2 separate regions of the Homo sapiens genome follow, and region 2 is linked to region 1. The links are chromatin loops, found by intact Hi-C in ENCODE. Cell type or tissue: Calu3. All regions are shown on one strand.

The links. A loop is a pair of places that touch in the nucleus more often than their neighbours do. Peaks named below come from ENCODE experiments on the same cell type or tissue, not always from the same donor. Only the 100,000 strongest peaks of a DNase experiment are listed, where the experiment ranks them.
Region 2: a loop joins it to region 1, with 6 times the contacts of the local background. A loop is called at or near these places in 23 of 110 quality-filtered maps.

The regions. Positions count from the first base shown.
Region 1 is chr2:58,757,614-58,765,613 of GRCh38, forward strand. The region is part of intron 2 of LINC01122 (long intergenic non-protein coding RNA 1122); the gene reads left to right. Among named protein-coding and RNA genes, the nearest start is that of LINC01122, 240 kb to the left of the region's middle. In Calu3, a CTCF peak has its summit at 4,804 (motif pointing right); a DNase peak (open chromatin) is centred at 4,768.
Region 2 is chr2:60,562,597-60,570,596 of GRCh38, forward strand. No RefSeq gene overlaps it. Among named protein-coding and RNA genes, the nearest start is that of BCL11A, 13 kb to the left of the region's middle. In Calu3, no CTCF peak of the experiment used is centred here; a DNase peak (open chromatin) is centred at 3,105.

The sequences.
Region 1 (8,000 bases):
AGAAGACCTAAATGGTAAAGAAAAAGATCTCTGGCCTTTGAAATATTTATATGAATACACAGAACCAAGATTTTGTTTCATGTGTAAATAGTGAATTAGCTTTATTCATTTGATAAGGAAGCAACATACACCAAAAGCACTGAAATTGTCTTTTTCTTTTTCTAAACTGCTGCTTTTTTCCAGTCTGTGTGCCCATCACGCACAGTACACTTGGTCAATGCATTCAGTGAGAACGATGATGGTTAAAGGTTGGATTTCATTTCCTTGACAGTCTGCAACCAGAAGATGACTCTCTGCTTTGGATTCTAGTGGTAGTTCGCCCCGTGTCACTTTTGGTAAGGATCCCACAGAATAGTCATGCAATATGATGTGGACAAGGAAGATGCAAACATTACAGGATGTGCCTTTTTATAAGGCATTAAATTACCTTCAATTCTTTTCTTTTCTGGGTGAAAGAGAAAGATGAAACTGAAGGCTCGAGAGCACCATTGAAAAGCAACAGGCCTCGCAGATGGCTGACCCAGATAACTGATAGCATGACATTACAGCCTCGCTCTGTGTGGTGAGCTCTGGCAACCCTGAGCCCCCTGGCTGCCCGCCACTAACTGCCAGGCTAAACTTTGCTTCCTGTGGTCACTCTGAAATTGTCGTTAGCCTAATGGAGGGGCTCCCCACCCTACCTACCCACAGACCAGGCCTCGATATTTCCTTCTGCATCACCTCTTGAGAGACTCACTGCATTGAAGAACTTGGGGCATTCATGAAACTTTTGTCTTGAGTCTAACATGGCTTAGATCAGTTCTCTTCAACCAGCTGTACTCCAGTGCCCTTAGTCACGTGGAAGAGTTAAACTCTTACTTCGTTCATGCCAAATCAACCCTCAGCAAGAAAACCATTTCTTTTTAAAAATGCAGAGAAATGTACATTGTACTCCATAATATGTCTGTGTTTTAATTTCTTAAAGTATTTAACAACCATCACCTGCTGCCATGACTGCAGCATTTTAGAGAAAAAGTGATGTTTAGTGTGATCCTTAAACCAGCAGTATCAACATCATCTGGGAACTTGCTGGAAATGCAGATTCTCAGACATCCACTTACAGAATCAGAAACTCTAAGGGTAGAGCTTAGCTATCAAGCTCCACTGGTTCTTAACAAGCTCTCTAGGTGACTGTGTTGTATAATAAAGTTTGAGAGCCATGTGCTGTGTTAACCTGGGGACTGTGAGTATTTTCTGATGTGGGTACTCTCAGGCATGTCATTCCCAAATTGGAGAAGCAGAAGATAGTTGATGGGAGCAGAGGTTCTTCAGTTTTTTTTTTTTTTTTAAGGAAATGTTTACATATGGGAAATACATATGGTCCCCAACTTACAATGGTTCAACCTACTATTTTTTTTAACTTTACAGTGGTGTAAAAGTGGTACACATCCAGTAGAAACTGTACTTTGAATTTTGATCTTTTCCTAAACTAAGATAAACTCATGACTATCTGTAGCATCCTCATCATCCAGCAATTAATTTTAGTTCAGTGCTTCAACATTCTTCAGGCCTACTGTGCCTTCAGCTGTATACATTAATGATGAATACTCGTACGATGATTCTGTTTTTTACTTTTGGTACAGTATTCAATAAATTACATGAGATATTCAATGATTTATTATAAAAATATGCTTTGTCTTAGATGATTTTGCCCAACTGGAGGCTAATGTACATGTTCCGAGCATGGCTATTGATGTTTGGTAGGTTACATATTGTATTAGTTCATTAGTTCATTGTCATAAAAACCTGAAGCTGGGTAATTTATAAAGACAAAAGGTTTAATTGGCTCACAGTTCTGCAGGCTGTGCAAGAAGTGTGGTGCTGGCATCTGCTTCTGATGATGGCCTCAGGAAGCTTACAGTCATGACAGAAGGTGAAGTAGAAGCCAGACCATCACATGGCAAGAGCAGGAGCAAAAGAGAAAGGGAAGAAGTGTTACACTCTTTTAAACAACTAGAACTTGTGTAAACTGACTGAGTGAGAATTCAGTCATCACCAAGGGATGGCACTAAGCCATTTATGAGAGATTCACCCTGATGACCCAATACCTCCTACCAGGCCCCACCTCCAACACTGGAAGTCACATTTCAATGTGAGATTGGAAGAGGACAAACATCCAAACCATATCAGTGTGTTAAATTCATTTTCAACTTATGATGGGTTTATTGGGACATAACACCATTGTAAGTCAAGAAGCATCTGTACTTACTTGGATGTACCCAAAGTTCATTGAGTTGGCCCTTTCATAAATATTTACTGAGCACTTACTGTGCAGGCACTCTTCTGTGCATTAGAGATACAACTGTGGACAAGGATAGCCAATAATCAAGTGTAATGTCAATAGAAATAAGTGCCACAGAGAACAATATAGCAGTATATAGGATCAAGAATGTCTGAGTTAGGATTGCTCTTTTGGACAGGGTGATCAGAAAAGGGCTTTCTAAAGAGGAAGCTTTTGAGCACACCTGAGTGAAGTAAAGGACCAGGTTATGAGACTGTCTGGTAGAAGATATTTCTAAGCAAACTGTGGATGATACCTTTGTCAGTTTCTCCAACTTAGAATAGAGAAGCCTCGATACTGAGAACATTTCTTATCTTTTCCTTCTGGGCTCTAGGTCACTGGGACTCACTGTCTCGTTCCCAAGTCAACTCTGTGCTGAAGACACGTTCAATAGGAAGAGGTGGTTTAACTCTTCTGGCAAATATTATGCATGGTGGCTGTCCCTGAGAGTATCTGCTAGAGCAAGGGGTCAAGCATTGAGTCCTAGGCCCTGGGTGAGCAAGGGAACCAACTGGAACTCTAGACCTCTCTCTCACATCTCCCAGAGCAAAAACTAGGAAAACAATTTGCAGTGTTTTTACTCCATAGATGACATTGAAGTTCTTCTCATGTCTGGATGTAGTGTATGGATGTGAATATAAATCTCTCACAAACTTTCGTACTTTACTAGTAGCAGCAACACATTACTTGTAACCTTACTTTGTGAGTATTCCAGGCACAGCACTTTGTCAAGACAAAGCCCTAGGTTAAAAAGTACTGTGAGAGAGGTCAAGGTAACAGATTCAATCCCTATCTGTGGCAGTTATCATTCCCCTAGAGACTCATGACCCTTCATAAAGTGGATTTTTTTTTAAGTAAATACCATTAGCATCAGGGAGCATGGGGCATGGAAGTACAAGTCATTCTCACCAAAGGCTTGCCAAATAAAGGCAATATTGACAGAGGGTTAAGACGGAAATTAAACAATTTGTTTGTTGCAAAGTATGGTGGAGGCTGAGATTCAACTAGCAGAAGCAAAAATCATTTCTCTTTCCTTAATTCATAGCCCTTTTTTTTTTAATGAAAATATTCAATGAAAGTAGTATTCAACAGTAGTTTATGATCCTGAAGAGCCACTCAGGGGTTTCCCCCTTCATCCTACTGAAAATGCACAGAGACTTCACAAGAGAGTTTCACTGAGCAGCAGTGGTGATAGTACAACCAGGGCTTTACCTGTCTTTGAAGATGAACAGCAGAACATCCATCATCCATGAGACCCACTGTGCTACCAAAAGCGTAAAGAAAACCATGAGTGCAGTGTTGTGATTCCCAAAGATATTTCTAATGATTTTCAAAACAAGAGCAAGAAAGGAGTCACAATTGTACTCTATTCCCACTTGAGATACAAAGGACATTTTCCCCAGGATATGGGGACTGATTAAGCCAGCAGTATCAACATTATCTGAGAACTTGTTAGAAATGCAAGATCAAGCACTTTCTTCTCATTCTTTTTCATTCATGTGCTTTCCCTCACACTGCTTTACTTTCTCTGCCTTTCATTTCTCTGGTTTATCACTGGCTCCCTCATCCTTCAGCCCTTGGATACAATGTGAAGTTTGAAACCTCCAGCAGTCCTTTCCTTCAAAGAAAGCATGTAACCCCCACACTGGAATGTCTTTGGAGCTGTGTGAATAAATGTGTTGAGAAGGAGTAGATGGTTCCCAGGTAATTTTTGCAGACAGAACGGCAATCCAATTCTGGATCTGCAGTCAAACCATCTGCAGAGATAAACATCAGAAGCAAATTTGTATTTGTGGGGGAAACTGTCCTTCGTCCTCAACCCAACATTGAATCTGAAATATTTACAAGCTTTATTACATGTAGAATTGGTTTTTAATGCTTTGAGGTGTTGTGTAGGTGAAAGGGAATGGAGCTGATAAATGTAGTTACATTCTTGCATCCATTGGTGACACAATTTTCCAAAAAAGTCATTTTGCATGTAGAAAAAAATAATGATGGGGGAAATGAAATAGTGTCATAAAAATGTATAAAATAATCTGGCAGGGCTCAAAATTTGAGAGAGATTTGAGGCCAAGCAAAAGACTCTATCAAAAAGACTTTAAATGCTATCTCCAATTTTCTTAAATTTAGATAATAAGAACATAACATTTTTCAATCTAAAATGATTCCCCTTGTTGATGGGGGTCTGAGAGCCAGGGCTGCAAGACTGTTCATTCTGGTTTATCTTCAGATGAAATCCAGCCATGGGGTTCAGGTGGAGGGCATCGAATTGTTGTGAGAAAGCAGTGGTGTAGAAATCTCTCATTGCACCGGCATCAGACTTTCTCACATACACAGAGATAGAACATTATAATTCTCCGCCCCACCCTGCATTCTTGTGGGATTTAAGAAATTCCTGCTCTCACTTTCTACAAGGGCTGGTGTAGTTCATGCTGGTGCCAAATTGGTCACAAGGGGGCACCGAAGTGCCACAAATTTTGCCCTGGGACCTTTCTACACATGCAAATTTCCAGCAACAGAGGCCACAGAACTGTGGCCCTTCAGGAGCATTCTTCCCAAGCTTGCTTGGCAGAGGCATCACCATGGTGGTTGGAATCATAAAACATCGCCCACAGTTTGTGTCTGCCCAAGTGTCCATCTTGGTGCCAGTTTGAAAGTATTCCACCATGGTGGTTGAAGCACCATATTAAGGTTCTTTCTTTAAAATATTTTTTTTTCTTTAGCTAATTCAGCCCTGCATCATGTTACTTTTAGAGAAATTGTTACAAAAATCCATTTGAGAGGAATCTGTTAATTAAAAAAAAATTGATAGTACACTTTCTAACAATACATTTCAAGTATTGGTGTCCTGAATCTATTCCTAACAGGGAAACTATTATTTTCTTTTTTAACTGTTTGCCAAAGGAGACAGTCATTTGTTTATTTATTTACTGTGCATTGTCTTTCCTCTTTACCTGAAAAGTGAAGAATTGGCAGGGTTCTTGCTGCAACATGAAGAACCATGGGATAATTTCATGGAGCAACAGTGAAGTTATATGTTAGTTTCTCTCACTTAGAGAAGATGGGGAATTTGACTATTGATTTCAAATTTTCTCTGTCTGGGCAGGAGAGCTTGTATTTTATTAAATGCAGTCAATTTGTGGTGAAATATTCTTTTTATTTTTCAAGATAGATTGCTGATTTACTTTAGAAGGGTGGGAAAATAAGTCTGTACCTGCTGAGTGCTGAAGAGAAGTGTTTATTTGCTTTATTGATTTGATCCATTTTTGTGAGATGTTTTCTATGTATTTTTCATTTGGCTACAAAACCTGCCCACAAATGGTCCTGGCTGTTGTACTGCTTCAGCATTCTGGAGAATAGCTCCAAAGAGTAGAGTTTGGAATTTGCAAATAATTCTTTTGTTGGAGAAGCCTTTCGTGGAGAGAAGCTCTGTGCCTCGGATATGGACAGGCTTATAACAGCAACCTCTATACTTTCCAGTGATCTTGATTGGTTAAGTTGTCTTACGGTTCGAGGGTATGAACAAAATAAGTTTTGGCTTCCCAGCTAGGACCCTCAGATCATTGTTAAGTGGGAAGCATGATCAATCACAGGTACTAACATAAATACCAAGAATATTAAGCTTTCAAAAATGGTCCTTCTGGCCTTGAATTCTTTATTTGGTATCAGAGGATGAAAGCTTCCTGTTTAAAAACAAAATGATGATACTGCTTCCGATTGAAAACTTATTCATTTATTTAAAAGCTAGACTTAAAAAAAGCTAGACTTTTAAAAGGCCATTCAATTATGATGAGCAAGAAGAATGTCTGATCTATAGTTTTAAGTGGAAAAGTATAATGTACATACTATGTATATAAAATTTTACTCAAAATTTTACATACAAGATGTAAAATGTGAGTATGTTTATATGTAGCAACTGGGAGGCATTTTGGATTACATAGGCTATTTTGTAGGGATTTAGATTATAGGTGACTTTAAACAAATTTGGTTGTGTTAATTTTAGAACATTATTTATGCTAAAAAAGAGCATTGGATACTTTTGTAAAATGATGACTCCTTTATGTGATTGGGACTAATTATCTTGACATTTTCTGGCTGAGTTAAAAAATTTTTTGAATGTTGGGTTTCTTTCAAGTCATATCTGATTCCATTAGAGTTGACCATTTCTACTTTCTTTACAGAGGAAATCAGACCAAGATTTTTAGATCTAGACTGGAAAGATAAACATAAATTTTATTGCAATTTAAATTACATATAGTATCCATCCAATTTTGACAGAATAGGCTCAGGATTCATTGATATTTTTTATTTCTTCGATAATGAGGTAGAGAAAATAAACTTGACAAATTCTAAACTATACTCAACTGTTCTAGAAATAATATATAATAAGCTTCCATTAATGGAATGACCTGTTGCAATGAAGTATATTTTTAAAAATCCTTATGTATATATTTCAAGATTAGAAAGCTCACACACACACAATTTTTTTTAATATATAAAGGAGAAAACAGGTTTGTCATACAATTAGTTCATATACATATGAGGTCAGTTAACTCTGTTCAGCTTTTAGTCATGCATAGAAGGATAGCTAAAGATAGCAGATTCAACCCACTTCATTTCCTATGTGCGCCTAAAGGCACTGATGCTGAGTTTTGGCAGAGAAAATAAATTCAAATATAAGAGGATGTAGGCATGTTGATTTCCAGACCAGAGAAAGAAGTTAAAGAAGTAACTTTGTTTTGGATAGAGGTGGGTGGGAAGGACGCTCTCTTTGAAGTAATGTTCGGAGCTTAGATGATGTTCTAGGAGCCTTTCCAAATTTAATTATTTTTGTGCTCAGTATTTCAAATTTCAAATAATTACAGTTATCTAAATTTCAATACAGGCATATGGGTTCCCCATTTCCTGTGACTTATAACTGTACTTGTTTGGGGGAAGGAAGTTTCAAAGGTGAGATTCATTTTCATGGTGGCTGTGGTTGTTTCCATTGTGCACTTTTCCAGGCAGTTGTTGTGAAAGCAGCCCAGGAAACTTTGCTTATCACTGGCTAAAAGGCGATACTTAAAGGTGAGCTTTTGGGTGGTGGAGCAGGAAGTGGTGAAAGAAATACATAAGAAAGTAATCTTGGAACAAAAGCCTTGCCAATTTGTTCATTCTTGCATTTTTAAAAAAAAAAGAATAATAAAGATTCGATAATCCTGGATTCTCAGAGCAATGCTTCCATCACTGTGCTTCATCCTGAAGAGCAATTTGTTCATCTACATTAGGTTTCTTATTTATATTCACATATGGATAGGTATTTCTTTACATTCGGCTGCCTCTTATTATATACTGAAAAGACAATATGCTTTTCCAGTCTTGTAGCATTGTTGCTGGTTTGGGACATCCCCACGTATTAAAAACATGCAACTGGCATAGGATGTTTACCCCATTAATTAAATTTTTCCTAATGCAGTTTATTGTGGGTGCTATTTTCAGGTCATGCTTCTATTTGTAGTCTCTCTCTCTCTCTCTCAAGTAGATTTTTAAAAAAACAGGTCTAGAAATCTTTGTGAAACTTAAAAAAAATTATATGGAGTTATAAGCATTTCTTTCAAATTAACGCTTATTTAGATACCTAAAATGTTATCACCTGGAGTTTTTTTTAATGTAGATAACTCAACTTGACTTCTATTTTTTT
Region 2 (8,000 bases), 1.8 Mb after region 1:
GGCGTGAGCCACTGCGTCCAGCCAATTTTTTGTTTTGGTTCCCTAACACATAGTAGGCACTTAATACATTTCCTGAATCAAGGAATGAATTCCACAAATATATTTTCAGTTGCTGCTGCCAGTGAAAAAGACATGGGTATTTGCGTTGCTCACTAATAAGTACTCAATAATTGAAAATTATATTATTTTATTTCATTTTTTAAATAGTTAAGAAACATGGGCCATTTGCACTGCTATTTAACCTACATATTATAAACTCCACACCCACTTCCATCAGGGGGAAACAATTACATGTCTCTCTGTGTATATTCCATATAATATCTGTGTATATATGTGTGTATAATATCTTTGTATATATGTCATAAAAGCCACCACATCACCCAAGTCCTAAGTTGTTAGAGCTTATAGGGCACAGTCTCTGTCATTTTCATCTTTCTCTCCCTCAGCACAGAGTAGAACCTTAGGAAAATGTCTGGTACATGAACAAAGACTTACAAAGTAAACCACTTAGATTCCCAGGAACTTCAAAATCCTATCTACCATAGACAAAATGTCCTTTTTATTGTTCTCAATTCTCAGATTTTGAAATGCAGCAAAATATTCAAACAGCCAAATTTCAAGAGCATCATAACAGAGTAACTCTGAGAGACTAATTCTGGAGGCTGATTCTCCAGACACTACGTTCTTTAAATATCAAGACCTGTCTAGCTGGTTTTCATTTGCAACAGGCAAAGCTCACAGAGCTTTATATGGGCAACCCCCTTCCCATACACCCCCAAACAGTGATTTTTTCTGGCCTGGCTCAGGGAGCAAGGGAAATATCAGTATATGCTCTTGACATATGATGAGTAAAGAAGTATGACCTTCTCTTCTCAAAATATTGAATCTTGAACTCAGAGCTTAATTAGTGGATTTTTAAAATAAACTAAGCTTCTGACTACAAATATATTAGGGGAAAGCATATACATTATTTGAATATTAAGCACATAAGGGGGTTTTGCTAAAGATTATAGATCTTTTGCTTGTATTGATTTAAAGGTTCTAGAAAATTTTAAATATGCTCATTTTAAAACATGTTTTATAAGAAATCAACTCTCCTTCATGGGAACATGCAGCTTTCCATTTTTTTTCTTTTATTTTAGCATAAATAAATCAAACAGAGGCAGCCTCCAACCAAAAAGGAACTCCTTTCTTTTAAAAAAAAATTATATGATTTTAGCTTTAGTAATGTCTTCAGAATTCCAAGATGGATCGTTTCTTTCCACTGATGTTCACATTTAAGGGGCTGGATCTCTTTAACTTAATGTGACCAAGAAAGAAATTTAAATACTGAGTCCATACTTGTGTTTTCAGCTATTTTACCCTCAGTAAGATTGACATGATATCTGATTTGTAGTAACAACCAAAATTAATACATTTATGACAATGCTAAAAAGTTGCGCTTCAATACTTACAATTTTTAAACATTTTAGAAGGAAGAAGATTGTCACTATGGATGCTAAAAGGGACAAAAAAGCCCCTGATTTCAGTTGGTATCTTTTATTAATTTTTTTAGGAATGAGAGATTAACCAACAACCAGGAAACAAATATTAATCCTGAGGTACATTTTTTTCAACACAATACCAAATGCCTAAACATTGTATGTAAACTTGCACTGAAATAATAAGATGATGGCAGTAATTATTTCAGTGAAAATTTCCCCGGCCAGAGTAACAAGCAGAGAGATCACCTAATGTTACACTGAGAGGTAGAATACAAGAACGCGTAGTGCTGTGGTGACTAATGGGTGATAAGAGAATCCTTCTGCTTGCTGTTTGGGCATTTATGTCTCCAGTATTATTGATAGCACATATTATTTTTACTACATGGTGTCTTTATTATGTAAAACCTAATTTCAGGAAAAATTATTTTTATCCTCTTGATTTTGATAGGCATTTGCATAGAAAGGGTAAGATGCAGAGAAGGCCGTGTCTTGTGGAATTCCACTATCATGAAGGATGTGCTGATGATTGCTAATACCAGTTCTATAAGCACTGTGTACACCGGCCATTTAAAAGAAAAGGAAATTAAGTACAATAGACTTGTGATAAAATAAGAAAGAGGTTCTGGTGAAGATACAGGGAGGAAGCAGGATGACTCAGAATTAGAGCTTCAGTCTCATCCTCCCTGAATGTTCCTGTGTCCAAGTATCACCAACTAAAGAGTATATGAAATCTCTCACTAAACTGAAACCCCTGGTGAAACAGCACATTAACTGCACCTTGGTCTTGAGGTGGAGATAAGATTAGATTTTTCTGGGTGTAATTTCAATTATGATGCTGACTTTTGGTGGAGTGGTTTTCAAGAGAGCAAGCAGAGTAACAAAAATCTGGCATCCAGAACCAAACAGGCCTGAGTGTCTGGACCATGGACAGCTTCCACAAAGAGGATCGGTCAAGAAGGGCTGAAAGAAAAGGTATATCAAAGGTATCCTTGGAACTCAGAGCCAATAAAAATGAAACTATTCTCTTCTGAGACCTAATTAACTTTTATATCCAAAGGTACACTACACATTTGTTCTTTGCTTATGATGAGAACTAAAACAATATATGTGCCATGGAACTAGGGTTTTAAATGATCTATTGGGTGGCTTTTCCTCGCCTGTAAGGAATTTTCTGTTCTTTAGAGGTAGTCAGGCAATGAATAAGTAAGTCTATGCTGATTTTTTTTTCTCAAAACATTAAGTATTTTCCTATATCTATTTTCAAGGAATCAGGGACTTAGTCCTATAACTTCCAAAATATTCCTTTCGTATCCTAAAACAAAACAAAAACAAAAATATTCAGGAAACAAATTTCATGCTTCCTTGCAAGGATTAGTCTCCTATTAGTCACTGCTCCTATATGATCCTTTTTCATGTTTTAAAGGAGGATATATATTTTTCTGTTACCTTTCCTGACTGTAAAGCAATCACAGGAACCTGCAGGAGGCACTATAAATATGCAAATTTCTGAGAGATAACTGTTTTCAGTGGTTATGCCTCCAAGTAGTAAGGGAAACAGGAAAGCCGGAGCTTCCTCCTACTTTCAAGTAATTCGTATGTTGGTGGTGCCCCCTGCTGCAATCACAGGTTGTCCAAGAAAGGGAGAATAAAATTCAGAAGCATTTAGATCTGGTTAATATGTGAAATAAATGCCCACTTCCCCTGCTCCAGGAACAGCCATACCTGAGTTCAGAGTTCCTCCCGTCAGCCACAGTTCCACTTTAAACATTCCTCAACCTAAAATCTGGAAATTTGCTTTTATCTCAAACCCTTTAAAGATGCATGTTACATAGAGATAGGTTTAAAAAAAAAAAAACTCACCAAGATCCCAAACACCATTTTCAAAGAATGAAATGTTTTAAGAATTTCCTAGAGGTTACCTAATGATAATAAATTCTGAATTAGAAGAATTTCCTGCCACTTACTAGGACATTAGAACAGAAAGGGAAAAGTTAGTGTTAACAGCATGTACAGCTATTACACAGCTTTAAATGGCTTTATCTATTAAAGGAAAATTTTGTGAGTCATTAGCTTATAGTGTAGACTGGACATTTTGATATTCAAAATAAAATGAAATAAAATAAATAAATGAAACAACCAAGTTAGGCACATTGAAATCTGATGGCCATAGCTCTATAGTCACTCTATTACAGATTTTCATATTAAGATGGGCAGGGCGGGGGGTAGCTGACAGAACAGAATAATATGATATAATTCAGACCTGTGATGGTCTATTGAATACATAATATGCATTTTTAAATTGCCTGAATATATATTCACATGACAGAATCTAATGGGTTGAGGAGGAGTCCTTGCTCTGATCAAATCACAAAAACTGTTAAAACTTGTCTATCACATCAAATCACATACACTTTTATTGAAATTGGGTGGGGTTTTTTTGTCTTCTTATTTAAATTCTAAAGTTGAAATAGATAAAAGGAAATTAAACCTACCAAAAGAAACTCAGGTGTACATTAAAAACTCTAGATTCTGAGCCACCAAGGCAAGCCTTGATGAAAGACACTCAACTTTTTCTGTTAGACTCACCTCAATCTTCCCCAAGGCCCCACACTCCCTAATTTTGCTATTTTTTAACATCAGTTTTAGGAATATAAGCTCTCTCCTAATGTAAACATCTCACCGTGGCTACATACTGAAGTTTGAATTTCAACTTAGCTCTGTACTTCTTTTCCATATTCAGATCTTTACAGCTACAGCAAAGTGGAGGACTGAGGAAATTACCTATGTAATTTCAGCAATGAGCCTGCCTTTATCTGCACCATCCAGGAATCTTGTATCCTGTGTGTTGAGCTCTGACCTGAGGGCCCACAAGGAGAGAAAGGGAGAGAAACTGGTGGATGCTATTTACCAGGCAGAACTAATTAGAAATAGATCCCGATATTAATGGTACCAACCCTTTCCTCACCCAAAACTTAAACAAGCACCCATCACTCTATATGATCAGGAGAATTTTTAAACCCCTACTCCAGGTTTTACTGCCACAGAAGGTGAACTGTTAGAAAAAGAAAACCAGCATGCACAAAACAGCAGTTGGGAATGGAAGCTCCTCTTTCCCAGAACCCCTGCCATATACGCTCTGTCGCTCACCTTCTAGACACTCCGTACAACCATTCAATCTATTGAATCAAGAGACTGTTTGATCTTATCTGCATCTGTGAGCTGACTGTCAACCTGCTTAGGCTGCATATTAAATCATCTATAGTAGCTGTATCAAGCTGGGATGATCTGTTAATTCTAAATTTATTAACCCTTGGAGTGCAGTCATCATGTTTAATCTAGTGTAGCCCGCATTTATTTTACAAGACTAAATCCTTCTTTAAGATATGGCTGTGCTGTAGGTTAAAAACAGCTAATGTGGGTTTCATTATGATAATTGGGGGGAGAGAGACTGTCTGAAAAATGCTAGTGTGGCTACCCTAACAGGCTATGGATGTCTGATCCCAGGCACTCTCCTAGGCTGAGGTTTGCCTGTGAAGTGAAATTTTCTCCAGAAACAGTTCAGTCTCTGAAAACAATGCAAAAGGAAAAAGAGGAGGGGGAAGAAGAAAGGGAAGGAGTCCTCTAACAGATTTCCAATGGTCCAAAGCCAGAAAGACTGATTTCCAGCCAGTGTCAACCCCTAATGTAATGCCTAAGGAATAAATTTCCAAAGGCACACACCTGGGAAAAAAAAAAAAAAAAAAAAAAAAAAACCTCAACAAATTCCTCCAGTAAGTCAAACTTCTGAATCAATAAGGATCAGCTATTGCTGGAATGAATGATTTTTCACCTCCCCTCCCCCAAAGAAGAACTCTAAGCAATTAGAATTATAGGTAGTCCTGCTAAAGGGGAGGGGGGGAATATTCGTTTAATATGTTAGTCTGTCTTCAGATAAAAAAAAGATATCCATCTCTTCTACTTGCCCATTACTGATGTTATCAACATATTCATAGCTTTTCTTTCAGACACAAACTGCTAGGCATGCTCCCTTTTTTGGTAACCACGTGCCTGATATCTCTCTAATGTAGCCTAATAACAATTTTAGCATTCAGATGAAGCGATTTCATTCTGTGACTGCCTTTTCTATTAGATTTGATTTTGAGAAGCCCCAGTGGGTGCCTTCGAGGCAGAGATCTATCTGTGAGGCTGCTACCGACTCAATAGCAGCCTGGGCTAACCTTGACCTTTCCTGAGACCCCGCTCCATCTGGTGCCAGCCTGCTTTCCACCACCCCCCCTCCTTTTTTGCTTCATAGTCAACATTGATCAAGGCAGAACGGAGCGCCTCGTCTCCTGGAAGGGCTGGGCAGACTCAGGAGAACAGCACATTTCAGTATATGGAAATGATCAAGCCTCTTATGCAATCATAAATCTACATAGGAGTCTTGTGATTTGATATTTCATTCACCTCCAAAGATTTTTTTTCTCCCTCCCAACAGGGATTTATAAGCTCTGTAAGAGCTCCCGGACAACGGCTTTCCCCAACACCTGGAAATTATCAAGCTTCCTGCTTGCTGAATGATGCTAACAGCTCTAATGCTGCAAATTCATTTTTAACAACTCACTGGCTTTTATCTAGGATTTGTGTGTGTGTGTGTGTGTGTGTGTGTGTGTGTGCACATGTGCCTTTCTTTAATAAAAATCTACCAAAGCAACGGATAGTATCAAAGATACCAAAATCAAATCTGACTTGAATATCCTACATCTCCACACCCATCCTCATTATGCATTTCTAGATAGATGGGTTTTTCCATCTCTGAATTCTGACCCCTTTTTTAACCATCAAGAGGGGAGAGATAAAGAGGGAGAGAGGAGAGTCAGAGAAAAGAGACACAGAGGAGAGAGAAACAGATGGAAACATGCCAAACAGAGAGAGGTAACGATGTAACACTTGAATGGAGCTTGAAATCAGCTTCTCTCCTCCCTAGGCCACATTCCTCCTTTCCCAAAGACCCACACGAACGTCTCCTTCTCCAGATCACCCACTAGAGTACACAGATGCCTCCTCTGCCCCACACTCTCTTTCTTTCCTCCTCTTCTCTCTGTATCAGGGGCTGGGTGGTAAAGAGGCTGACTGAGGGGGAGTCACGTGGGCAGCCCGTGGGCAGCGGCGGCAGCAGCTCAAAAGAAATTGACTGACTGGCCGCTTGGGCGCATTTCAATATATGGAAATGACCAGAGGCTTCTGCAATAAATCAGCACTCAACACTTTGTCATTTTTCTAGTTCTGCTTCATTTTCCTATTTTCCTCTTCTCCTCACAGAAGCCTCATTTCTTGCATTTTGCCTTGCCGCGTCTCTTCCCACTTCCAACCTACACCCTCTCCAAATCTTGCCCCATCCTCTCCATCGCTCCCAACCACCGCGCGCCCCCACCCCCGACACACACACACACACACACACACACACACACACACACGCACGCACACACACACTTTCTGTTCTCTGGCTCCCCTGTAATTGGAAACATCCGGTCTACGACGATTTTTTCCTTTTCTTTCCCTTTCAAAAAATTTTCCGACAAAATCAGGCAGTATTTGCTGCCCTGCCTCGGATTATCTGAGACAAGAGGCGCCCAGGATGAGCTCATGTAATCCCCAGGATGGGAACCTCAAGCCCCTTATGATAAAGAAAAAAGAAAAAGACCAGGATACTCATTCCTTACCCCAGCCCCCACTCCACCCTCGAGGAGTTCCCTTAGCAAACTTAAAAGACTATCAGAAGCAACTTGTGCCATGCAGTGCCATGGAGAGCGCTGGATGGCTAGCCAGAAGAAAAGGGAAGGTTGTAGTGGAAATCTACGTGGGTTTGCAGGTTCCTGCTTTTCTTGTGTAGAGCCTCCGGTGCCCTCCACCTAACCCTGCCCCAATGCCTCGGGTCTTTTTTGAACTAATGCTGTGCGTCTCCGCAATCTGCAATTACTTTGGATATTTCTCAGGAGCTAAACGCAGCCTGAATTTCGTGGCGCGTGCAAAAAAAAAAAAAAAGGCGAAATTAACAAAACCCCACCACCGCGCTGTTGTTTTTTTCTGGAGTTTTTTTTTTTTTTTTTTTTTAGTTCGGTTCAGAAGCAAACGCTACCTAGTTTCTTCCACTCCCTCCCAGATCCTACTTGAGATCTCTAATCTTTCAACTTGGGTCTCTGTTTTGCCTACTGGGCAGCCTCTCTTTTTTTTTCTTTCTCTTGGATCTAGGAACAATAGGCATGTAAAGGGTCAGTGGGCATCACCCTATAAAGCTCAGAACCTAATTAATTTTATTAAAGGAAGATCTGTTTATGCAATATGACAGCCTGGGGGAATTAACCATTTGAGGACGCAGACGCTGTTGAGTCACCAGAGATTCCATCCTCACATCATAAGCTTATACTTCCTGCCCCATTTGATCCTGGGCGGCACCGTGATCCGGGTCTGGTTTTTGTTTGACCTTGTGAAGAGCTTGTCTGAATCCCGGGGTTCTGCACAATTGGAGGGACACCC